Regions from separate parts of the Homo sapiens genome. Here regions 2 and 3 are each linked to region 1. The links are chromatin contacts, found by Hi-C or POLR2A ChIA-PET in ENCODE. All regions are on one chromosome and are shown on one strand. The core of a region is the stretch at or near the end of the contact, and the rest is flanking DNA. Distances in the headings are between cores, read along the strand shown. Region 1 holds the start of RSBN1 (round spermatid basic protein 1). Region 2 holds the start of DENND2C (DENN domain containing 2C). Region 3 has its middle 68 kb from the start of LRIG2.

Region 1 (3,529 bases), core at 303-2,802:
ATCCACCTGACTTCCCCTAATGCATTAAAAATATTTTTATTTAAATAACTTTATTTATAACTTTTAGAAACATGTAGTATTGTTTAAACATCATTTGTTCTTCAGTATTTTTCATTTGGAAGTCCAATAGGGCAAATTGAATGAAGTATTATTATCTGTCTCTTGTAGTACAATGTATCCAACAGACACTCAATAAACTTTTTGGTTGTTAAACTGACTTCATTGCAGTAGTGTTTAGGTAATACTTCTCCAGAAACTAGTGAAATCAAACCACAGTAATTTTATCTGCTGAGTATATATCATTGTAATCAATTACTTCCAAATGTCTTTATCAATAAACAAATATACTAAAAGAATTCTAGGTAACCATGAGTTACTTAGGGCACCATGAGTGCATCTGTAGACCCAGCTACTCATTCCTTGAGCCCAGGAGTTGGAGGCCAGCCTGGTCAACAGAGCGAGACCTTGTCTCTTTTTTTTAAGAGTCAGGGTCTAGATCTGTCACCCAGGCCAGAGTGCAGTGGTGCGACCACTCCTCCCACCTTAGCCTCACGAGTACCTGGGACTACAGGCGCGTGTCACGACACCCAGATAATTTAAAAAATACTTTTGTAGGGACAGAGGCTCACTATGTTACCAACGCTGATCTGGAACTCCTGGCCTCATGCAATCCTCCCGCCTCGGCCTCCCAAAGCTCTGGGATTACCGGCCTGAGACACCGAGCCCCGCCCCGCCCGTCTCTAAATAAATACTTAAAAGAACCCCAGGTAAAAGCTAAAGCGAGGATGAAATTCTAAATGAATTTCTGAGCAACAACTATCCGTAGTGAGCAGTGATGATTTTTGGTGTGTTCTCCGGTAGGCACACTTTTCAAATTTATGCAATCTTATCCTTAAGATTTGAAAAAAAAAAACTTATAAAAAATCTTAAACGTGGTTTTCCATCTACAATTTTTCGCAACTGTAGGGATATATTCAAAATAAATGCTGGACATTTCCAGGCATTAGAGGGGATGTGGCCGGATGGCGAGGAGGGGCCGTCCTCACCAGGACTCCAAGCAGTTCTCGCACCTGACTTCGTAGGCCTGTAGTTGTAACCATAGCAATGCCCCAGATGCTTGAAAACATTTCTGAATTGCGGCCCTATCATATTTTTACAGCAAAACCACCCTTATTTTACATATTACTAAATCCTCTTTTCACCTTCATTTCATCCCTCGTCAAAGTTAAAAGGATGAAGATTCTTTTATCTCACAAAGGTTATGAGAGAAATATTAAATTTAAAATCACTGTGGAGACCACCTCCTCCGTGTAAAATGAGGAAGGGTCACAGGAAGATGATAATGGGAACGCGCCGCCAGACTCTGAAAGCCATTAACATTGTTTCGGCCGTTAGGGCGGTTGGCGGCAACTCACCGCCCAGCGGCGGTTGCGTCGCAGCCAGAAGCGTGACTTCGCGCACGCTCCCTTTCCACTCCTCCACTCAGAGCCGGGGACGCGGCGGGGGCGCGGCGGAACTACAGCTCCCATGACGCTTTGCGCGGCATAGGGTGCTTTACAATAGAAGCTCGGTTGGAGAGGCCTGCGGAGAAAAGCTGGGAACGGCCGCTTCCGGCATGTTCATCTCTGGACGAAGAACGGCCGACAAGTGGAGGGCGGAGGAGAGACTCCAATGCCCAGCGGGCAGTGCGCGGGCGGCGCTTGCGCGATGCGCGGACGGGGGGGCGGTCGGGCCATTTAAATGTGTGTTTGTGGGTGAAATGGCTGCGCAGGTCGGAGCGGTGCGCGTAGTACGGGCGGTGGCGGCGCAGGAGGAGCCGGACAAAGAGGGGAAGGAGAAACCTCATGCTGGGGTCTCCCCGCGGGGAGTTAAACGGCAGCGCCGATCTAGCAGTGGGGGGTCTCAGGAGAAGCGGGGGCGGCCGAGCCAGGAGCCCCCTCTCGCTCCCCCTCACCGGCGGCGTCGCAGCCGCCAACATCCTGGGCCGCTGCCGCCAACGAATGCAGCCCCAACTGTCCCAGGCCCTGTTGAGCCTCTTCTCCTGCCGCCTCCGCCGCCACCTTCGCTGGCACCCGCCGGGCCCGCTGTCGCTGCCCCTCTCCCGGCCCCAAGCACCTCGGCCCTCTTCACCTTCTCGCCTCTGACGGTGAGCGCGGCCGGGCCCAAGCATAAGGGCCACAAGGAGCGGCACAAGCACCATCACCACCGCGGCCCCGATGGTGATCCCAGCTCCTGCGGAACCGATCTCAAGCACAAGGACAAGCAGGAAAACGGCGAGAGGACTGGAGGGGTGCCTCTGATCAAAGCCCCCAAGAGAGGTGAGAGCAGGCAAACTGCCCGGCTTGGGTTCTAGGTCTCTCTCAGTTCCGATATCCCGCATCTTTAGGACTGAAAGACGCCAAACCCCTGCTTACCTTCTGCTGCTGTACTTCTCTAAGCTCACTGGGGTGGACCCTGGATTTCAGATCGTTGACACGGTTTGATCTAACTACTTGAGGCTTCTCGCTCCGAGGCCGAGCTGTCAGTTGCTAATCCCTTTACCGGTCCCCCGGAGCCTCTCAGCATTTGTTTTCAAATTCTGCAAGGTTTCCGCGCCGCGTTAGATTAGTAGGTGGGGTACTAAAAAATGCCTTTCCAAAGAAAAGGCATGTTCCTAAAATCCCTTCTCCTTGTTTTGCTTGCTGGAGAGCTTTAGTTATCTGCTCTCCCTTGCTCCAGAATAGTCAGGGGTATGGTTCCAGTCTTTCAGGAGGGAATTCATATAAAGGTTACACGACTCACTGGTTGACTTAGCTTCTGCAAGGTAAAATATCAGACGCAGTTTATCTTGGTTCTTTTTAATCTAGAGGTAAAAATCATTTTAAAGTTTTCATATTAGCTATTTAAATTCTTAGAATAGGCATGTGGAAGGTTTTCTCTACCCTTTGATACTAGGAAATAGGACCAACAGTGCCTCTGAAAAGTGGGAATTTGTGCAGTAGATAGTAGAGGCCGGAATTTCAGTTGCATTTGATTCTGTCTAGCACACTTTGTGGATCTGTTAATTCCAATAGCCCTCAAGAATATTTTACTAGAAAATGTCAGAGTATCCAATTAAATGTGGATTCTAGAAAAATTAGATTGGCCAGAACTGATGTCTTCCTGTTCCCAAGTACCTGTAGCATTTATTTATATTCTTTGTGGAAGAAATGTGATGCTTTTGATTATGCCGTATGTTTGTACTTTATATATTATTTTATATAATTTACTAGTTGTTTTTCCTCAGGAATATTTGAAATACTTGTTTCTTAGTACTGGACCAGTTAGGTTATTACATGTTAATGAGACAATCTTTCAACCTAAAGTTTTGTGAGTCTTGCATTCTTTCCACGTATTGAGTCTTAAGGCTAATCATTTTTTTTGGTGGTGCTATTTCCGAATACTGTAGTTCGTTGCAAATAATTGCTCAATAAGTATTTATTGAATAGCATTAAATTTTTATTCATTTGGTGGCATCCAAATCTTGGGAGTAGAACTTGTGGCAAGATGA
Region 2 (3,529 bases), core at 597-3,096, 860 kb before region 1:
TTCAAATGGAAAAAAAATTGAAAGCAAATTTCTGCACGTTTCTATATTCTACACATGCAGCCATAAGCATAGGTGTAACCCTGATGGCATGTTTGTACTAGCTCTGGTGTAAGAATCTCTTCCTGATTTCTGAAGTTGAAGTTTTGTTTGTTGAGTATTTGTGAACCCTTTAAAGAACCAGATTTTATTTTACCTTGGCCTCCTCATCATCAAAATAGTACAAATTGCTACATTAAACACTGTATTCTCAGACTTCAAAGGGCATTAACTACCATTATGTATATCTCCATCTTACCCATGAGAGGGCAGTAGAATACATACATGTGAATTCATTTATTAATCTATAAATTTGGTTTCATACGTGATACTTGGAATTCAACCTGCCTTATTTTGCCAAATAATCTTCCTGAATGCAGGGGTCAAAAAATACATTTCTGGGCTGGGTGCAGTGGCTCATGTCTGTAATCCCAGCACTTTGGGAGGCTGAGGCAGGAGGACTGCTTGAGCTCGGGAGTTGGAGACCAGCCTGGGCAACATAGCGAGACCCTGTCTCTACAAAAAAATAAAAATAAAAATATTAGCCGGGGGTGGTGGTGCATGCTTATAATACTAGCTGCTTGGGAGGCCGAGGTGGGACGATTCTTTGAGCCTAGGAAGTTGAGACTTCAAGTGAGCTATGATTGGGCCACCGCACTCCAGTGTGAGTGACACAAAGAGACCCTGTCTCAATAAATAAATAGATAGACACATTATATAAGAATTTTTTTTTTTTTGGTGGGGGAAGCCCATAATGATCAGTGTGCAAAATTTACTACAAACAATATCCACATTTATTTCCTCATTGGGACATGATTTTTTTTAAGTATGTCATTACTTTTTTTTCCCCCATCATAGAATGTAATTTCTGTTTTACTGTCTACAGGTGATAGTTTCACAACGGTTTGGGATATGCTACCTTTATTGTTTGGGTTAAGTTTGCTTGTGACAGTCATCCGTGATACGTAACTAAACACCTCTCTTTCTGGTAGTCTTCTATTTTGGTACCTCTGTGTGAACAAATGTAGGAAGAGTTTGGTCACCAGACCCAAGAGGCTCTGGCTGGGTGGGGTGGGGTGGGGTGGGGCGGGGCGAGGCGGGGTGGGGTGGTTAGCGAGTGCCTGGGAAACAGGCTCAACTGATCCTTGTCCCGCAGCCTCGGTGAAACTGGGTTACAGCTTGCAGTAGGCACAACACCACGCACATACCTAAGCAAGAGCGTGTTGCAGGCGGAGCGCTTAGGCATGTGTGTCTCAACAGGGCGTGGGGGCTGACCTCACGCACTGGGAGTATCAAGGCACCCCCGTTCTGAGATTCCAAGCCTGAGGTGCCGCGAGAGTTATTTGCTTCTCTTGACGTTTCAAGTTGGCACCGTAGTGCAATTGTTTGCTCACTGAGGTCAGCCTAGGAAACAGTGCTTGGATTCCCTGATTAAGCCAGGCTTTATCTTGTTGAGTAGTTGTGAAGAGTAAACCTTCACATGAAGCATAGGGCCGTCTCCGTGGGGCCGATGCGACGGCAGGCGAAGGCGATGGAGCTCTGGCTCGAGGGCTTGGCCGGACGACGGTGACACTGGTCGCCCGCCTGCTGGAACTGCAGTGACCGAGGTCCTGGCAAGGTTCTGGCCATACAGCGGACTTGAGGCGTGGTGGTTCCCCTCACCGCCGGCCGGGGCGGTGTCGGAGGCGGGCATAGCGTGAGGGGTGGGAATAGGAGCCAATAAGAACTGAGCCTTGCCAGGGAGGGCGGGGCTAGGGGGTGGGGCTGCAGCCGGGACGGGGCCTTCGGCAGGGCCTGCGGGGGCGGGACGGAGCGGACCCGAGTGATACCCGGGAGACTAGCTTGGCCACAGGAGACAACGTTGAGGTACAGACAGGTAAGAGTCGGGGTGATTCGGCGCGGGGTTTTAAGCCGCAGGGGCTTCGGACTCTCGGGGCTGTCGGCATCACCCTTCTGGGCGTCGGGTGCGGGGCTGTGGCGCCGCGGCGTAGTCCTCGGACGGTGCGAGCCGAGCTGGCGGAGGTGGTGTCTCCGCGCCCCGCTGTCTCGGCACCTCCTCCGTCCGGAGGAGCAACCGGTTGTTGGGCCCAGCTTTGGGACGTCCTCTCGTGGCCGCACGGGTTGTGGCGGAGCCTGGCTGAAGACCTCCTCGCTACCTCAGGGGCTTGGGGACCCCTAGGCTGGGCGCCGCTCTCTGCTGGGGAAGAGGGAGGGAGCGCCCGGCAGCCTGGGGAAACGCGGGCTTTCTCCAAAATTAGCCAGTGAGCTTGAACTTCGACATGCTGGGACGATGCACTTCCAAACAATATTTTGCTTTTTTTGGTGTTTTGATTCTTAACAGCATCTAATACGCACAATACCGAAAGTTGTCAAGTAGAATTTTAATTTAAAAGTCTGACAGTGGAACACCTAAGAGCTTTTGAGTAACTAGAGCTGTATAGCAGCTGATGATTAGATTATGAGTCAAAAGGCTCAAGTCTAGGGCCAGAACCCGCGGAACCAGATGTGATACCTCGGCCAAATTAACTTCCTGGGCCTCTCTTTCCGTAACTGTGAAACTGGCAAGTTCATGCCTATGGGTATTCTCAGGGTCAAATCAGATGAGTGACAGTATTCTACAAATGTCAGATATTTGAACGTGCGTGTGGAGCGTGTATATTCTGTGAAGCAACTACTACTTGCCTGGTACATAGTAGGCACTTTACAAACGTTTACCCTAAAGCTAGTGATTCTTCTGCAGTGTTTTAGATAAAGTGATAGATCCTTGCTTACTGTGTAAATAAGTTGTTTAAACTTTTCCCACAAAGTGACCCCCATTGTTTGAGTGTGTCCTATTTTTAAATGATTGATGAAATTTTCTAGAATAGCACAGTGGTGTTATCTATACACTGTTGCTGAATCATTTACCGCGAAGTCTGTAGCAATCAAATAATCTACTTCTTTGTCTTAGCTAAATAGTTGTAGTTTAAGATACCTGCTAAAGTAAGCTGGGAATATTGTTCCAAATCAAGACTTTAATTTGTTTTTGTGAATTGACGGGCTGCTTATAGGAAGATTTAAATCTTCCAAAATATTGTTAATATATAGCCATATTTTTTCATACAGCCTTTATTATAGACGTTTTTGTTCTTTACTATGGATATGTGTGCGAGGGATTTTAGCGGGGAGATGGGAAATAAAAAAGAAAATGGCAGTTTTGTAACCTGTAGGCTTTTGCTGGGGATACTTGTAGGCCTGTTCTGAGTTTGCCAGGCAGAAACCAGGAAATGTAGTAATTATGTGTCTTGGTCTTTCATTAGTTGGGGTGTGTGTGTGTGTGTGTGTGTGTGTGTGTGTGTTGAATGTGGCAGTACGTTTTTTAAATGCAGCAATAAAGGAAGAATATTTATTTTTCTTAATGACAATAAGCAGTTTTCTAAAGCTGGAAATTATATTACTTTTAAATGGTCTGTAGTGAGTCTTAAGTTATAGGCAAGAATTTTAGACCACTGGA
Region 3 (3,529 bases), core at 279-2,778, 670 kb after region 1:
ATTTAATACCTACTGTGTGTTAAGTGGTAAGCACTGCCGTAGAGAAAAAAGCCCTTGAATTCTGTCTGGAGCCACCTGGGGATGCTGTATATGAAACAAATGCCACAGCCCTCATTAGCAGAAAAATACACTTCAAGTTGCTTCCTGTCTTCTTTAGGCCTCAAGAAAGCTGTAACTGAGTGGGAAAATGTTGAAACCTCACAGCTAAAATGAGAGCATTCCAGGGAATTCTACAAAATCATGAAGTGCCTCCATCAGTTGAACACAAACCAATTCTCAAACCCAGGAAACCGTAACGAGAGATTGGGTGAACACTTCCTAGCTCTGACTTATTGCCAGGCATTGTTCTCATTGTTTTCTATATATTAACTCTCTAAATCCCCACAGTAATGTTATGAGTTAAATACTCTTATCATTTAAAAGATGAGAAATAGAGGCACAAAGAGGTTAAATGACCTACCCAAGCCTCAACAGCTAGGAAGTGGTAGAGCTAGGATTTGAACCTATATAGTCTCATCGCAGAGTCCTAAACTGCCTGAAATATGTACATTTAAGCAAAAAACAAAAAGTGCTGATTCATGGATTGGAATGGAGTGGGATGAGTAATAACTGGGTGGTGCTTTTTATCTCAATATGTTAGATCAGCTAAAGACAGAAGGGTTTTGATAGCTGAGGGGCCCAGTGTCTATCCCATACTTTAAGGAAGGCCTCAGAAAGGCCAGCTGCTCCCCTAGATCCACCCACAGCTCCTAGTGTCCCCTGACAGACAGCAGACTGGTGCCAGAGTAGTTTCATGTGGTTGAGAGCCAGATATGCAAACAGTTCTGCATGGGTCCCTTTATGCACTTACATACTGTATTTTTTACTAGAAAATGGTGACATATTTAGTACCTAGTGCAGCAATGTCGTAGGTCCTACAAGTATGAAGCCTAACTTCTAGAATGGACTCTACCACCTACTGTCCCTTGATTCAGTTCTTTGCAACTATAAATATTTATTCATTCAGTAAATAATTTTGAGACCTCCTCCATGCCAAGCAACATGCACTAATTTGAATTCAATAGTTGCCCTAAGGTACTCACTATTTGCTGGTGGTGACAGTCAGATAACGGGATCTTTATAAGCACTTCCGCACTGTGTCCTCAAAGTGTGCCAGGGAGTGAGGGAGGGCTCAACCTGTCCCTCTTCCCTAGGAGTCTGTGAGCAGCAAATGAGATCATACAGGGGAAAGGGCTTTGTAAATAGCAGAAGGTGAGAATGGGGTGTGTGAGGAGGTGGGGAAGAGGGGGAAGAAGGAGGAAGCAGAGGGAACGGGAGGCAGAAGGGAAGGAGGGGTGAAGGAGAAGAGAGGGAGTGGCAGGGGGAAGGAAGGGGAAGTAAAGTGGGAGGACTTCAACTAGGAGCTGGCTGCCTTTTCTGGAGACCTCGGGCAGGCAGCCGCCAAGCTGAGTGCTCCATCAGGGGCTGTGAGCCTGAGTGAGGCCTCACAGGAGTGAGGGAACCAAGCCTGAAGCTCAGGGCTCACTCTCCTAGCAGGCCAAGTCCAAACCTTGCAACCGTTGCCAGACTACTCTGGACTCCGTCCTAGTGGGGGCCTTAAACTCGTGTTATGTTGCTTGAGACTAGGTGCTTTCGCTGCTCCCCATGCACCCCAACCTCTTCAGGATCCCAGCTTGAAAAGTGACAAAGGCCAAGCTGTCCCTCTATTGTGATGCCCGATTTCTCATGAATCCCCTTATATAATGGTATCTCTGAGAAATGGTGGCTCGAGGTGACGCCAGCCACCACCATTCTCTGTACTGAATCGCCACCTAGAGGCCAGTTCTAGCCCAAACCAATGTGTAGGCCAAGTTTTCAATTTTGCCTCAAGATAGAAAACAAAACAAGAGTTATCTTTGAACAAAAAGATAAAAAGGCAAGAAAATGGCACAAGACCTTTAAAAGGACTCCATCAGTCCCTTCACCAACCCTGTGGTTTGCTGATGAGATATGCAAGGGCTGAAATGTCTCCACTTCTCAATGGGGCAGGATTTCCTCCATGGCTTGGGACCAATGTGAGAATGTCACTGTTTCTCACATATTCTAAAGTCTAGATTTGAAGAACAAATATGCCAAGAAAACCCTCCAGTTTGCCCTGCATGTCAGACCCCAGCCCATCTGCTCCTCTTCTTTCATGCCCAAATTCAGACACGTTGGCTAGCTTGGGAAGACAGCTCAGCAGAAGATAGGATGTCCTTTTTAGGAGAGTTTGCTAATTTGGCTTACATTTCTGGAATTAGATGCCCTACACTGAACATGAATACCCATTAATCCTGGACCATTTATTGGGAAGTAGTTGGATGAGTCTACAAAGGCATCGAAGGTAAGTTGATAGTTCAAAATGAGCATCAAGGCCGGGCATGGTGGCTCAACGCCTGTAATCCCAGCACTTTGGTAGGCCAAAGCGGGCAGATCACCTGAGGTCAGGAGCTCAAAACTAGCCTGGCCAACATGGCAAAACTCCGTCTGTCTACTAAAAATACAAAAATGAGCCGGATGTGGTGACAGGTGCCTGTAATCCCAGCTACTTGGGAGGGTGAGGCACGAGAATCACTTGAACCCGGGAGGCAGAAGCTACAGTGAGCCAAGATCGCACCACTGCACTCCAGCCTGGGCATCAGAGTGAGACTCTGTCTCAAAAAAAAAAAAAAAAAAGAAAAAAAAATGAGCATCGAGGTATTTTGGTCTGAAGAAAATCCAAGCTACATGGTTCCAGATCTTCAGTGCCCCAGCTTGAACAGTATCAGGAACAGCAGAGTACTAAGAAAAGTAAGCCAGGCTCCCAAACTGAGCAAGGACAGTTTTCTTAATCCTCTTTTTAAATTTTTTAGGTTTTTCTGTTCATTCCTTTGCCAGTCTAGTAATTCAGCTTCCCACTACTCAGCTTATTGAATTCTTAAGTATAATTGGAAAACAAGATACATAAAATATTCAAACTCTCATTATCAAAGCATCCTAGTTTGTGACTGCTTGGGGATAGCAGTGTGTGCAGTGTCCAGGGAATGCCCACAGAGGCTGCAATACATTTTTGCAGGCAAGCAGCTGCTGGTCCCTCTTCAGACCAACAACAATTCAAAGAAGGGGCTCCCTTTAGAGTAAACCTGGAGGAACCTTGGGAAAATTAGACTGATGTTTGAATTTATGAAAAAGCCACAGCTGTTCCCCAAGGATAAAGTTCAGTCCATTGATCGGCCAAAGGGCCCAGAGGAAATGAAATTGCCATTTCCTTTACCCATCCACCCAAATAAGTTAGACTTCTAAAAACTGAAGTGTTTCCTTCTCTCCAGCAGAAATGATTCCACTTGGTGCTCACAGTAATCTTGTGAAGTAAGTACTATCATTGCTGTCATGCAGAGAAGGAAACAGAGGCTAAAAGAAATTTAGTAATTTGCCTGTAAGAGGAGTAGTCAAGATTTGAACTCAAGTGCTCTGCTTCCAGAACATCTGCAGTTTTCCCAATACTGCCATTCCCCTTGGCATGAAGCCAACA

What was found. Hi-C counts contacts between places; a loop is a spot of excess contacts on that map. ChIA-PET counts read pairs that join two places held with the same protein, here RNA polymerase II (POLR2A). Pooled maps may share reads with other maps.
Region 2: a map of naive thymus-derived CD4-positive, alpha-beta T cell shows a loop between it and region 1 (4-fold over the local background). The contact joins the promoter of DENND2C here to the promoter of RSBN1 in region 1. A Hi-C loop is called at or near these places in 1 of 168 maps with a recorded cell type or tissue (naive thymus-derived CD4-positive, alpha-beta T cell) and 7 of 50 pooled maps. POLR2A ChIA-PET finds 5 or more read pairs at or near these places in 2 of 52 experiments (HEK293 and MCF 10A).
Region 3: a loop to region 1 is called in a map of CD4-positive, alpha-beta T cell, with 16 times the contacts of the local background. The contact joins the enhancer-like site here to the promoter of RSBN1 in region 1. A Hi-C loop is called at or near these places in 8 of 168 maps with a recorded cell type or tissue (CD4-positive, alpha-beta T cell, CD4-positive, alpha-beta memory T cell, cardiac septum and 4 more), 8 of 37 single-sample maps with no recorded cell type and 20 of 50 pooled maps. POLR2A ChIA-PET finds 5 or more read pairs at or near these places in 3 of 52 experiments (RWPE1, WTC11 and activated CD4-positive, alpha-beta T cell).

The regions. Positions count from the first base shown.
Region 1 is chr1:113,810,499-113,814,027 of GRCh38, reverse strand. It overlaps RSBN1 (round spermatid basic protein 1), which reads left to right and starts at 1,552. Exons shown (of 7, transcript NM_018364.5): 1 at 1,552-2,318. The coding sequence starts at 1,616. It overlaps AP4B1-AS1 (AP4B1 antisense RNA 1), which reads right to left and starts at 1,416. Exons shown (of 5, transcript NR_125965.1): 1 at 1,203-1,416. PTPN22 (protein tyrosine phosphatase non-receptor type 22) reads left to right here. Exons shown (of 21, transcript NM_015967.8): 21 at 1-217. RefSeq lists enhancers at 1,152-1,681, 1,418-1,807, 1,682-2,211, 2,188-2,277, 2,428-2,487 and 1 more.
Region 2 is chr1:114,668,366-114,671,894 of GRCh38, reverse strand. It overlaps DENND2C (DENN domain containing 2C), which reads left to right and starts at 1,846. Exons shown (of 21, transcript NM_001256404.2): 1 at 1,846-1,912. It overlaps LOC124904354 (a long non-coding RNA gene), which reads right to left and starts at 1,484. Exons shown (of 2, transcript XR_007066465.1): 1 at 1,245-1,484; 2 at 941-1,046. RefSeq lists an enhancer at 1,473-1,632 and a silencer at 1,753-1,842.
Region 3 is chr1:113,138,975-113,142,503 of GRCh38, reverse strand. No RefSeq gene overlaps it. Among named protein-coding and RNA genes, the nearest start is that of LRIG2, 68 kb to the right of the region's middle. RefSeq lists an enhancer at 1,529-1,698 and a cis regulatory region at 1,078-1,978. Within about 2 kb of position 1,528, at least 9 of the 41 ENCODE cell types and tissues checked have a DNase peak (open chromatin) inside an H3K27ac peak, as active enhancers do.